Regions from separate parts of the Homo sapiens genome. Here region 2 is linked to region 1. A link is a loop called in an ENCODE intact Hi-C map of the cell type or tissue named here. Cell type or tissue: mammary epithelial cell. All regions are shown on one strand. Each heading gives the region's core, and the rest is flanking DNA. Links, peaks and the distances in the headings are about the cores only. Region 1 overlaps CAMK1D (calcium/calmodulin dependent protein kinase ID). Region 2 has its middle 25 kb from the start of OPTN.

Region 1 (5,381 bases), core at 280-5,279:
AATATGGACCCTTCCATGTGGGTATCAGCACAGAGAAAGCACAGGACATTAGTGGTAGGAAAGAAAAAAGAAACAATACCTTTCCCCTAGATTCCAGTGCATTATTTTGTTTCCCTTCCACTTACTTATCCTCATATAAATGCAAGTGTTCAGAGCTAGAAACCTCAAAGATGCTTCCTGAATTCAAGCCCAGCGTCTTCAATCTGGGGCACAGAGTATGTGAAGGAAGCTGCAGGATACACCCCAGCAGTTCTGTGTCATTAACAGTATTTCATACAGGAATAGCTTCTAAATTCACCTTGTAAGCATCCACAGTGAATCTGAAACAAGCTTTCTGAGATTTCCCTTTCTAAGGTGATTTGGTGTATGTGGGTTCTCACATCAGTGAAGCTAGGAAATCCAAGCTACAAGAGTTAATCTCTGTTTCAAGGCGGGTAAACACCTTAATGTTTTCTGAGACTCCTGGTGCTAATTTTCATGTTTAAAATGCCCACAGAAATATATATTACCCTTTGACAAAAAGTTACCAAAAGATTCAAAGAAGGAAATGACAGTATTCCTTTAAATGTGTTAGTGTTTCAAAGTCTTGCTAAGAAATAGTAGAAGAAGTATTACTAATACTACTTGCTAAGAAATATTAGTTGCTAATACTATTATACTTGCTAAGAAATGTTATTTTTTTCATATTCTTATCCTGAGAGGAGTAATGGGTTGGCCATGTAGCCTTAAATCTTTATCCTTAGGACACCCTGGATCTTAACCTTTAAAAATCAGACTTATTATCAAATAAATGTATTCAGCCTAGATAAATTTAAAATGGGCACGGAAGCCACGAAGTTATCAGCTCTGAAGTATCTAAAGTTGAACCCTTTCCCATGACCTAAGATTCTCAGTAATTTAGTAATAAATGACTTACCAGTGGTTCTCAAACTTGGCTGCACGTTTGAATCACTGGAGAAACTATAAAGAACTTGTTACGCCTAGGCCACGCCGCAGGCCAATCAAATCATAATCTCCAAAAATGTTCCAGTTATTAGTACATTTGGAACTCCTCAGATAATTCTAGCACGTATCTGAGCTTGAGACCCATTGGATTAGGCCGTTCCTGCATTGCTATACAGAAATACCTGAGCCTGGGTAATTTATAGGAAAAGAGGTTTAATTGGCTCACAGTTCTGCAGGCTGTACAGGAAGCATAGTGCTGGCATCTGCTCGGCTTTTAGGGAGACCTCAGGAAACTTACACTCATGATGGAAGGCAAAGGGGGAGCAGGCATGTCACATGGTGAAAGCAGGATCGAGAGAGAGTGGGAGGGGGAGGTGCCACACAAGAAGCCACTGTCGCAAAGACAGCACCAAGCCATGAGGGATCCACCCCCATGACTTGAACACTGCCCTCTAGACCCCATGTTCAAGCATTGAGGATTGAAATTCAAGATGAGATTTGGGCAAGAAAAACTATCCAAACTGTATCACCCATTCACTGGTAACTTCTCATGGATGGTAACAGAAATAGGAAAGAAATACACAGTCAAATCTTAGAACCTTTTTTCATTCTGGTGTGTAGCTTTGGAATGTCTGGAGTCTGTAAGACTTTTGGAAGGTGAGAATTAATTGTTCATTCATTCATTCATTCTTCCATAAACATTCCTTGAGTGTTGATATGTGCTGGATTTTTCACACTGGATTTTTCACACTGAACTGGACCTAACTTATTTCTCCTTTGGTCGAAAGACCGCCAGGCCTCAGCTGGACCTCTAGAGCCATTCTAGACAAGAGCAAATCACTTGGGCGTTTCTGTATTAGTCCAGGCATTGTGGATGCTGATGTGGGAGAAGGAAAAGTGGGTCTTTTCTGTGTAAACAACTTCATGTCTCAAGAAAATTCTGTTCTGTGTCCAGCTGACAAACTTGTCTGTGCAGATAAAGAACCTATTGATGCACAAGTTGTCACCAGGCTTCTGTGTAGCAAAGACTATTCCAGAGAACACTGAATATGGACTTAGAGTCAAAGTTGATGGTTCTCATAGATACCTTAATGCACTTTGCCTCATTATAAGTTTAGATTCATTGATTGTTAGAGTTGGAAGAGACCTTGGGGACTTTCTGGTCTGGCTGGTTGATTTCTAGACAAGGAAACCGAGACCCAGGAAGGGGATGTGACCAGAATGTGGTCATAGTGTCAGAGACAGAACCAGCTCGTTGATGCCCCTCCTGTGGGACCATTACAGGCTCTAGCACTGCATCCCTACACATATGAGTGCTAGCTATGCCCCCACAGTGGGTACCCTGCATTGTACTAAGGAGGCCTGGGGTGCTATTAAGAAAATACCTTCAGGACCAGCCTGGGTAACATGGTGAAATCCCATCTCTACAAAAATATGCCAAAATTAGCTGGGTGTGGTGGCACATGCCTGTGGTCCTAGCTACTTGGGAGACTGAGGTGGGAGGATCACTTGAGCCTGGGAGGCAGAGGTTGCAGTGAACCGAAACCACACCACTGCGCTCCAGCCTGGGTGACGGAGTGAGAGACCCTGTTTCAAAAAAAAGAGAAAAGAAAAAAACCGCCATTTGTGCACAAGGGTTTTTATTGTCATTTGTTTGTTTGTTTATAAGGATTCAAGGAAAAACTCATTTCACAATCAGTATCAACATGTAGTACTTAATCTTTAAAAAACAACAACAAAACTAGCTTACAGACTTAAGAGCTTAGTTGATTTAGGTATCATAGTCTTGGCTCCTTAGTTGCCCATTGAGTATAGCTCCATCTTCTGGCAGCAAAGAGAGGTGATTTGAAGCTTAGGATTTTGAATTCTGCTCATTTCTTGAAGTGGCCTATGGTCTACAACACAAGATCTCTAACTATACAGTAATATGTTACATGTGTGTGTGTATATACATTTTTTTTACATAAACACATATATATACACGTGGATAGATAAATAACAAGATGACATATTTTGATGTTCATTTAACAAATGAGAAATCAAATCAGAAAGTATTTAACGACTTGTTCAAAGTCTTGCAGTTAGATGTATCAGAGCTAAGACGCAAGCTAATCTCTTGATTGCTTGTGCAATTCCACTAATCAGTATGCATTTCTTTTTGTGTGCACTTTTATGGATATATTTTGGTAAACTTGGTGAACTTGGTTAATGATTTTCATCAAGAACTTTTTAAAAGCACCTTTCTGGCCAGGCACGGTGGCTCATGCCTGTAATCCCAGCACTTTGGGAGGCCGAGGCAGGCTGATCACGAGGTCAAGAGATCGAGACCATCCTGGCCAACATGGTGAAACCCCGTCTCTACTAAAAATACAAAAATTAGCTGAGTGTGGTGGCGCATGCCTGTAGTTCCAGCTACTCGGGAGGCTGAGGCAGGAGAATCGCTTGAACCTAGGAGGCTGAGGTTGCATTGAGCTGAGATTGTGCCACTGCACTCCAGCCTAGTGATGGAGAGAGACTCTGTCTCATAAAAATAAATAAATAAATAAATAAATAAATAAAAACACCTTTCTGTAAAAGTTGGGCAATACAACAGTTTAGCAACTTGACTGTTCTTGGGTTCAGTGAGAGAATGAAGCGCTAATGCTTAAGACATTTATTGTCTACACTAAATTAACTTTCTCCTTTGCAGCTAGAATGGTGCTGTCTTGGAGGACTGAGAAAGTAGTCACTTGAATCATTTTCTGTGTTCTGTGGTTCAGATGAAGAGCCCCAGTTGAGGAAAAACTGGAAAGTGAGAATCTTCTACTCTAGTACTTTCTGAAGTGTTTACTCACTGGTTTGATATGTATCCCTCTAGATGTTTTACTCTGCCTGTAAGATCATTTAAATATACACACACACATTTACATACAAACAGATACCTGGATACAATGCAGTACAGACAGCAAGGTGATCCAAGAACTGGGGTGGGCCAGGTGCGGTGGCTCACACCTGTAATCCCAGCACCTTGGGAGGCTGAGGCGGGCGGATCAACTGAGGCCAGGAGTTCGAGACAGCCTGACCAATGTGGTGAAACCCTGTCTCTACTAAAAATACAAAAATTAGCTGGGCATGGTGGCACGTACCTGTAGTCCTAGCTACTCGGGAGGCTGAGAGGAGAATTGCTTGAGCCCAGGAGGTGGAGGTTGCAGTGAGCCGAGATCGTGCCACTGCACTCCAGCCTGGGTGACAGAATGAGACTCTGTCTCAAAAAAAACAAAGAACTGGGGTGACCCAGAGGAAAGGTGATTGGTGCTGCAAGCTGTGAGAAACAGCAAAGGGTTCTCAGTGGAGGTGATAGAGAAATGAGTCTTAAAGGATGAGTATTTTCGTAAGAAGACAGGAGAGTGATGAGCACACTCAGAGACGAAGGTGTGCATGGCTGGGGAGGGCGGGGTGTGCGAGACCTGCCGGGGTTCAGTAAAATGTTGGTGTGGGGCAGGGTGGAAGATGATGTGGGATGGGCAAGTAAAGACCAAGTGATAGGGGAGGGGGGCAGGGAAGTGCTTGGGAAAGGGAAAGTCATGGTCCATGCCTAGTGCTCCACCCCCAGGCCTATGTGCACAAAACTAGGTAAGGACAGGCATTTCTGTTTTTGTGCCCAAATGTTGCCTTCCCCAAGACCACCCTGGCCCACCATGTCCCCATCCTGTGCCTATAAAAACCCTGAGACCCTAGTGGGCACACACACAAATGGCTGGACATCAAGAGGAATGCACCGGCAGACCCACAGGCAGCAGAAGACACCATCAGGCCATTGACCAGCAGAAGGACGTGGAGTTTGGCTGGGGCAGTTGGAGGAGAGCCCAGCCGCTGGGCAGCATGACTCCAGGGGAAACCACCTTCCCACTCCATTCCCCTTCTGGCCTCCCCTTCCACCTCACTGAGAGCTACCACTCCATAAGAAACTTTGCACTCATTCTCCAAGCCCACGTGTGATCCGATTTTTCCGGTACACCAAGGCAAGAACCCCAGGATACAGAAAGCCCTCTGTCCTTGTGATAAGGCAGAGGGTCTAATAGAGCTGATTAACACAAGCTGCTTACAGATGGCAAAACTAAAAGAGCACCCTGTAACACATGCCCACTGGGGCTTCGGAAGCTGTAAGCATTCACCCCAGATGCTGCTGTGGGGTCGGAGGCCCACAGCCTGCCCGTCTGCATGCTCCCCTAGGATTATCAACAGCTGGCACTGAGAACGTGAGCCAGTCCCCCTGTCGCACACCCTGCAAGTGGGATAAGGGAACTTTTCCCATTTCACAAGTAACAAGTGACTTGTAAGCCATGCCAGTTGTTTGAACTTTCTCCTGTACTACAGGGAGCCAGTGCTGGATTTCATGCTAAGAAGTTTTATCAGTTCTATATTTTGGAGAGATCACTCAGGAGACAGCACGGAAA
Region 2 (5,381 bases), core at 382-5,381, 420 kb after region 1:
TTTTTTATTTTTTTAACCAGTTGGGCTTTTGGCCTCCCCTCCCACTTTGCAAACCAGTAAAAGGCCTTGGGATTTTTTGAGCTGTCCTTACCGTAACCTCCTTGTTTCGTTTTGATATATGTTTCCTAATAACCCAGTTGTCTATTCTCGCCTTCAGGCTATCAAACTCCAAATGATCATGCAACCAGAGCCTCGGACGATGGCCTTTTCTGCTGGGGATACTTAGATAAGCCTCTGAGGGAGATCTGACTGCTGTTTTCCCCAAAACAGTGCCCCCTGTTAGCAGAAAGCAGTTAATTTTGGTCATCATCCTTATCCTTACCTTATTCTAACCGCCGTTGGATGTACTTCTTTAGAGGGGGGAATAAGACAGCCAAATGCCTAGGCAGATATAAAGGTGTCCCCAGAGAATCTCCGACCCACCCCACAAGTGTTTACATCAGATGCTTCTGTACAGATGAGGGAACATGCCCAGGGCTTCATCTGAGCCTGCTCACATGTGCACTGGGAGAATGGGGTGGAGCCACAGGCAGGGGGAGGAGCCTGCTCTTCAGTTCCTGTGTGGTGGCCTGGGATTCAACCTGTGAGGTGGGAGGCCTGTTAATAGGACTCCATCTCACTTTGCTGAGTTTTTTCTTTTTTTTTCCCCCTTTTGCCCAATAAAATGCTGCTCTGCACACCCTTCAATGTGTCCACATGTCTAAAGTCTCCTGGTCATGTGACATGAACCCAGTTTTAGCTGAACTAAGGAGCAAAATTCTGCAACAATGATGCCTTAAAGACATTTCTGCCTGCACAATCATTTCTTTTCTTTTCTTTTCTTTCTTTTTTTTTTTTTTTTTGAGACAGAGTCTCACTCTGTCACCCAGGCTAGAGTGCAGTGGCATGATCTCGGCTCACTGCAACCTCCACCTCCTGGGTTCAAGCGATTCTCCTGCCTCAGCCTCCCAAGCAGCTGGGATTACAGGCATGTGCCACCACGCCTGGCTAATTTTTATATTTTTAGTAGAGACGAGTTTCACCATGTTGGTCAGGCTGGTCTTGAACTCCTGACCTCTAATGATCCACCTGCCTTGACCTCCCAAAGTGCTGGGATTACAGGCATGAGCCACTATCCCTGGCCACACAATCATTTCACTTAGGAGTTTTATAACTTGCAATAGTTCCTAAGAAAAATACCATTTTACCGGGGCAAACTATGGTAGATTCTTAGTCTTCTCTTTGGTGGTGGCCTCTGTGATCTCTTTGGAATAGCTCAAGAATGCTGTCTTTTGGTCTTCCTTCTTGGAATGTCTCAGGACAGGTGACATAGGACACTGAGCTGGAAGATGCACAGACACAGGGAACTGTTTTCTAAACTCAGGTGTCATTACTGCTCTGAAAGCAGCTTCTAAATGGAGAAAACAAATCCAACTGGAGCAGGAGTAACCACATCCCCTTCCATCTTTCACCGTATTAGATGAAGACTTTTTTTTTTGAGACAGGATCTCACTCTGTCACCCAGGCTGGCTCACTGCAACCTCCCCCTCCTAGGCTCAAGCAATCCTCCCACCTCAGCCTCCTGAGTAGCTAGGAGGCTACAGCTACAACTACAAGCACCTGCCACCACGTTCGGCTAATTTTTTGTAGAGACAGGGTTTCTCAATGTTGCCTAGGCTGGTCTCCAACTCGTGAGCTCAAGCAGTCCTCCCATGCCAGCTTCCCTAGGTGCTGGGATTACAGGCATGAGCCACGGTGGCCTGCCCAAGACATTTTTTTTAAATGAGAGATTTTAAAAGCTTAGCAATGAGAGAATAAACCCAACAGGTCTACCATTCCAACTCACCTTTGCTTTTTTCTTTTCTTCCCTTCCACAGTAGGAAGTATCCTCTCTCAGTACCTAAAGCTTTGATGTCACCTCCTCTAACAGGTACACCATGCAGTGTAGATCATTCCAAGTCTTTGTAAGCACTAAGTTACAGTCTCTTGAAGAATTCCATTGAACTGGTTCCAGAGTTGGTGTCTCTTTTCTAATCCTCCATTTATATGATAATCACTTGAAATTCAAGTCACCTGTTACTAGGATTGCAAGAAACAGAGGAATCAAATATATATATATATATATATATATATTTTTTTTTTTTTTTTTTTTTGAGACAGAGTTTCACCCCTGTTGCCCAGGCTGGAGTGCAATGGCGTGATCTCAGCTCACTGCAACCTCTGCCTCCCAGGTTCAAGCAATTCTCCTGCCTCAGCCTCCCGAGTAGCTGGGATTACAGGCATGCACCACCATATCCCGGCTAATTTTTTTTTTTTTTTTTTTTTTTTTTTTTTTTTTTTTTGTAGTAGAGACGGGGTTTTTCCATATTGGTCAGGCTGGTCTCGAACTCCCGACTTCAGGTGATCCGCCCACCTCGACCTCCCAAAGTGCTGGGATTACAGGCGTGAGCCACCACAACCGGCGGAATCAAATCTTTTCTTCTGGAGTTCTTTTAATGCTTTTAATCCAAGGTCCCAGCTCTCATGCTCACTTGAACTAACTCTCCCTCCCCCTCCCCCTCTCCCACTCCCTCAGCTTTTATAGATTTTTCTACAATACTTTCTCCTTACCCTTGTTAAAGCATTTGTTATCACTTCCATCCTTTACTGTTTAATCTTTCTCATAAGCACAAATACGCGTGCACACACATACACACACTCACATGAGTTCCCCGTGCCGGCTGCAAGTCTGGGTGCTGTTTTACTCAGCTATCTACGTTAGACCTGTGTTCCTGTTATTCCACAATATTACCACATTCCAGGAGGAGAAACCATTTTATTGTCTATTTCTTATTTTGATCCACATATCACATTAAAATGGAGCAAAAGAAAGGGTCTCAAACAGACAATATGAGTGCCTTCTTTAAGATGCTGGCCCTATAGAAATAGATTTCATGTTTTCCAAAGAGGACCCGGTACATCCCAGCCGCGGCCAGTCACTTGGCGCCATCTGCTGGACATGGACAAACAATCGTAGGCGGGGAACATCAGAACTGACGCATAGGTGCCCACTGCAAACCTGGCTCCCTGATGAACGAATGGTTTCCCACTGAAACGAGGCTTTACATCCCTTTATAACAAATCATCTCTCCAACTTCTTATCAATATCTCAGAAGCTAGGGAGTCTTTTCCACTATGGTTTTCCTATTTCCTCTGCTGGTGCATAAAGTGCCTTTGCTTTGTTTAACAAGCAATAAACAACTTTTTGTTTTGCGTATCACTGTATCCCCAGCATCCTGCATAGTGACTGGCACATGTAGGAGCTCCAAAATCAGTGGGTATTTTTGTTTCTTTGGCTTTTAAACGAAATAATAAGTGATTGATATCTGAGTCGGGGAAGATGACACACAGATATTCCTATTTTCATCAGACACGTTTGTTTTTTTGTTTTTTTTTTCTAGACGTCCCAGCCTGGGTAGGTGGGTAATGGTTTAGAAGCTCCTAAGGATGAACCTCTTCCCACCGCTAAAGTATTGAATCTGCTAAAAATAAGGGAAGAAACACTAATAAATAAATAAATAAACCAGGAAAAAACCCTTGTGGGGAGGGGAGACAAGAAGGAATAAAGACTTTGCATTATAGATTCTCCATGAAACCTGGCCTAGAATTGGATGAGCCTTCAATGCTCAATATACTTTTCAAAAATTGATGATTAACCAATTTGCTCAGTGCAATGGTTAATTTTATGTATCGATGTGGGTAGGCGCACGGGCATGGTGGCTCCACACCTGTAATCCCAGCACTTTCAGTGGCCAAGGTGAGCGGATCACTTGAGGTCAGGAGTTTGAGACCAGCCTGGCCAACATGGCTAAACTCTGTCTCTACTAAAAAAATAAAATAAAATAAAATAAAAATAGCCAGGCATCATGGCATGTGCCTGTAATCCCAGATATCCAAAGGCTGAGGCAGGAGAATTGCTTGAACCTGGGAGGCAGAGGTTGCAATGAGCCAAGATTGTGCCAGTGCACTCCAGCCTGGGTGACAGAGCAAGACCCTATCTTAAAACAAGCAAACAAAAAAACCTAAAATAATAGGGAAGCAGGTATCAGGGAAATAGGGAAGCAAAGGAGGCAGGTCTCGATGGCTAACTCAGTATGGGCAGAAGAGTCAAAGCTGCCTCCAAATTTCTAACTTAGCAAATGGGCAAATGTTGATGGCTGGAATTAAAACGAAAAATAGAGAGGATAAAGCAATTCAGCCAACAGTAATACATTTAGGATTGTTGTCAGAGGCATTCAAACCAGAGCAACTCCATCTTGGGTGAGGACTAGGAAAAATGAGGCTGGGACTTGCTGGGCTGCCCTCCCCGAAAGTTAGATATTCCTAGCCTCTAGATGTTTGTGGCTAAGGAAACAGATTGATAACCTTTACTAAACAGACCCAGACGTAGGAGTGTCCTGTGTAGAAAGCAAAAAGTTTCTTCCTCAAAGTTTCCCTTGTTAAAGAATAAATCATAAGTGTTAGAAGTAATAGTTCCTTTTAAAGACTAACTTCCTTCAAGCCTCCTTGCTTTGTGCTAATAACTCTTTGTTAAGCCCTATCCTATGTAGTTATTAAACATGCTCACAGGCACATAGTACATTCTATGTCCTTGTACTTTAACCAAGATATCTGTGCTGGACATGCTCACAGACATGTCCCAGCTCGCAGCCTATGCCCCTTCCTTATTTGGGAATGTTATTACTTTTCTAAGTCCTTTAGTAAGCAACTTCCTCCTTTCCCTTGTTCTCCATTGCTTTCACCTATTTAGAGAAGTTTTAAATTGTCAGCCAATCGGGTTCAGTTTATATTGTGAGGTCTGGCTCCAGCCAATGGAGACAGGACAGAGTAGCAGGGACAAGCTGCATAAGGGACAAAAATTGCTTCCCATTCCCTTTGAAAACTGGCACAAGAGAGGGATGCCCTCTCTCACCACTCCTATTACACATAGTGTTGGAAGTTCTGGCCAGGGCAATCAGGCAGGAGAAAGAAATAAAGGGTATTCAATTAGGAAAAGAGGAAGTCAAATTGTCCCTATTTGCACATGACATCATTGTATATTTAGAAAACCCCATCGTCTCAGCCCAAAATCTCCTTAAGCTGATAAGCAACTTCAGCAAAATCTCAGGATACAAAATCAAGTGCAAAAATCACAAGCATTCCTAAACACCAATAACAGACAAACAGAGAGCCAAATCATGAGTCAACTCCCATTCACAATTGCTTCAAATAGAATAAAATACCTAGGAATCCAACTTACAAGGGACGTGAAGGACCTCTTCAAGGAGAACTACAAACCACTGCTGAACGAAATAAAAGAGGACACAAACAAATGGAAGAACATTCCATGCTCATGGATAGGAAGAATCAATATCGTGAAAATG

What was found. Hi-C counts contacts between places; a loop is a spot of excess contacts. Peaks named below come from ENCODE experiments on the same cell type or tissue, not always from the same donor. Only the 100,000 strongest peaks of a DNase experiment are listed, where the experiment ranks them.
Region 2: a loop joins it to region 1, with 4 times the contacts of the local background. A loop is called at or near these places in 2 of 110 quality-filtered maps.

The regions. Positions count from the first base shown.
Region 1 is chr10:12,653,955-12,659,335 of GRCh38, forward strand. All of the region lies in intron 2 of CAMK1D (calcium/calmodulin dependent protein kinase ID), which reads left to right. Among named protein-coding and RNA genes, the nearest start is that of MIR4481, 3.4 kb to the left of the region's middle. RefSeq lists an enhancer at 2,248-2,307 and a silencer at 2,636-2,930. In mammary epithelial cell, for the core only: a CTCF peak has its summit at 2,761 (motif pointing left); no DNase peak of the experiment used is centred there.
Region 2 is chr10:13,072,043-13,077,423 of GRCh38, forward strand. It overlaps a transcript of CCDC3 not described here. Among named protein-coding and RNA genes, the nearest start is that of OPTN, 25 kb to the right of the region's middle. In mammary epithelial cell, for the core only: a CTCF peak has its summit at 2,970 (motif pointing left); a DNase peak (open chromatin) is centred at 2,959.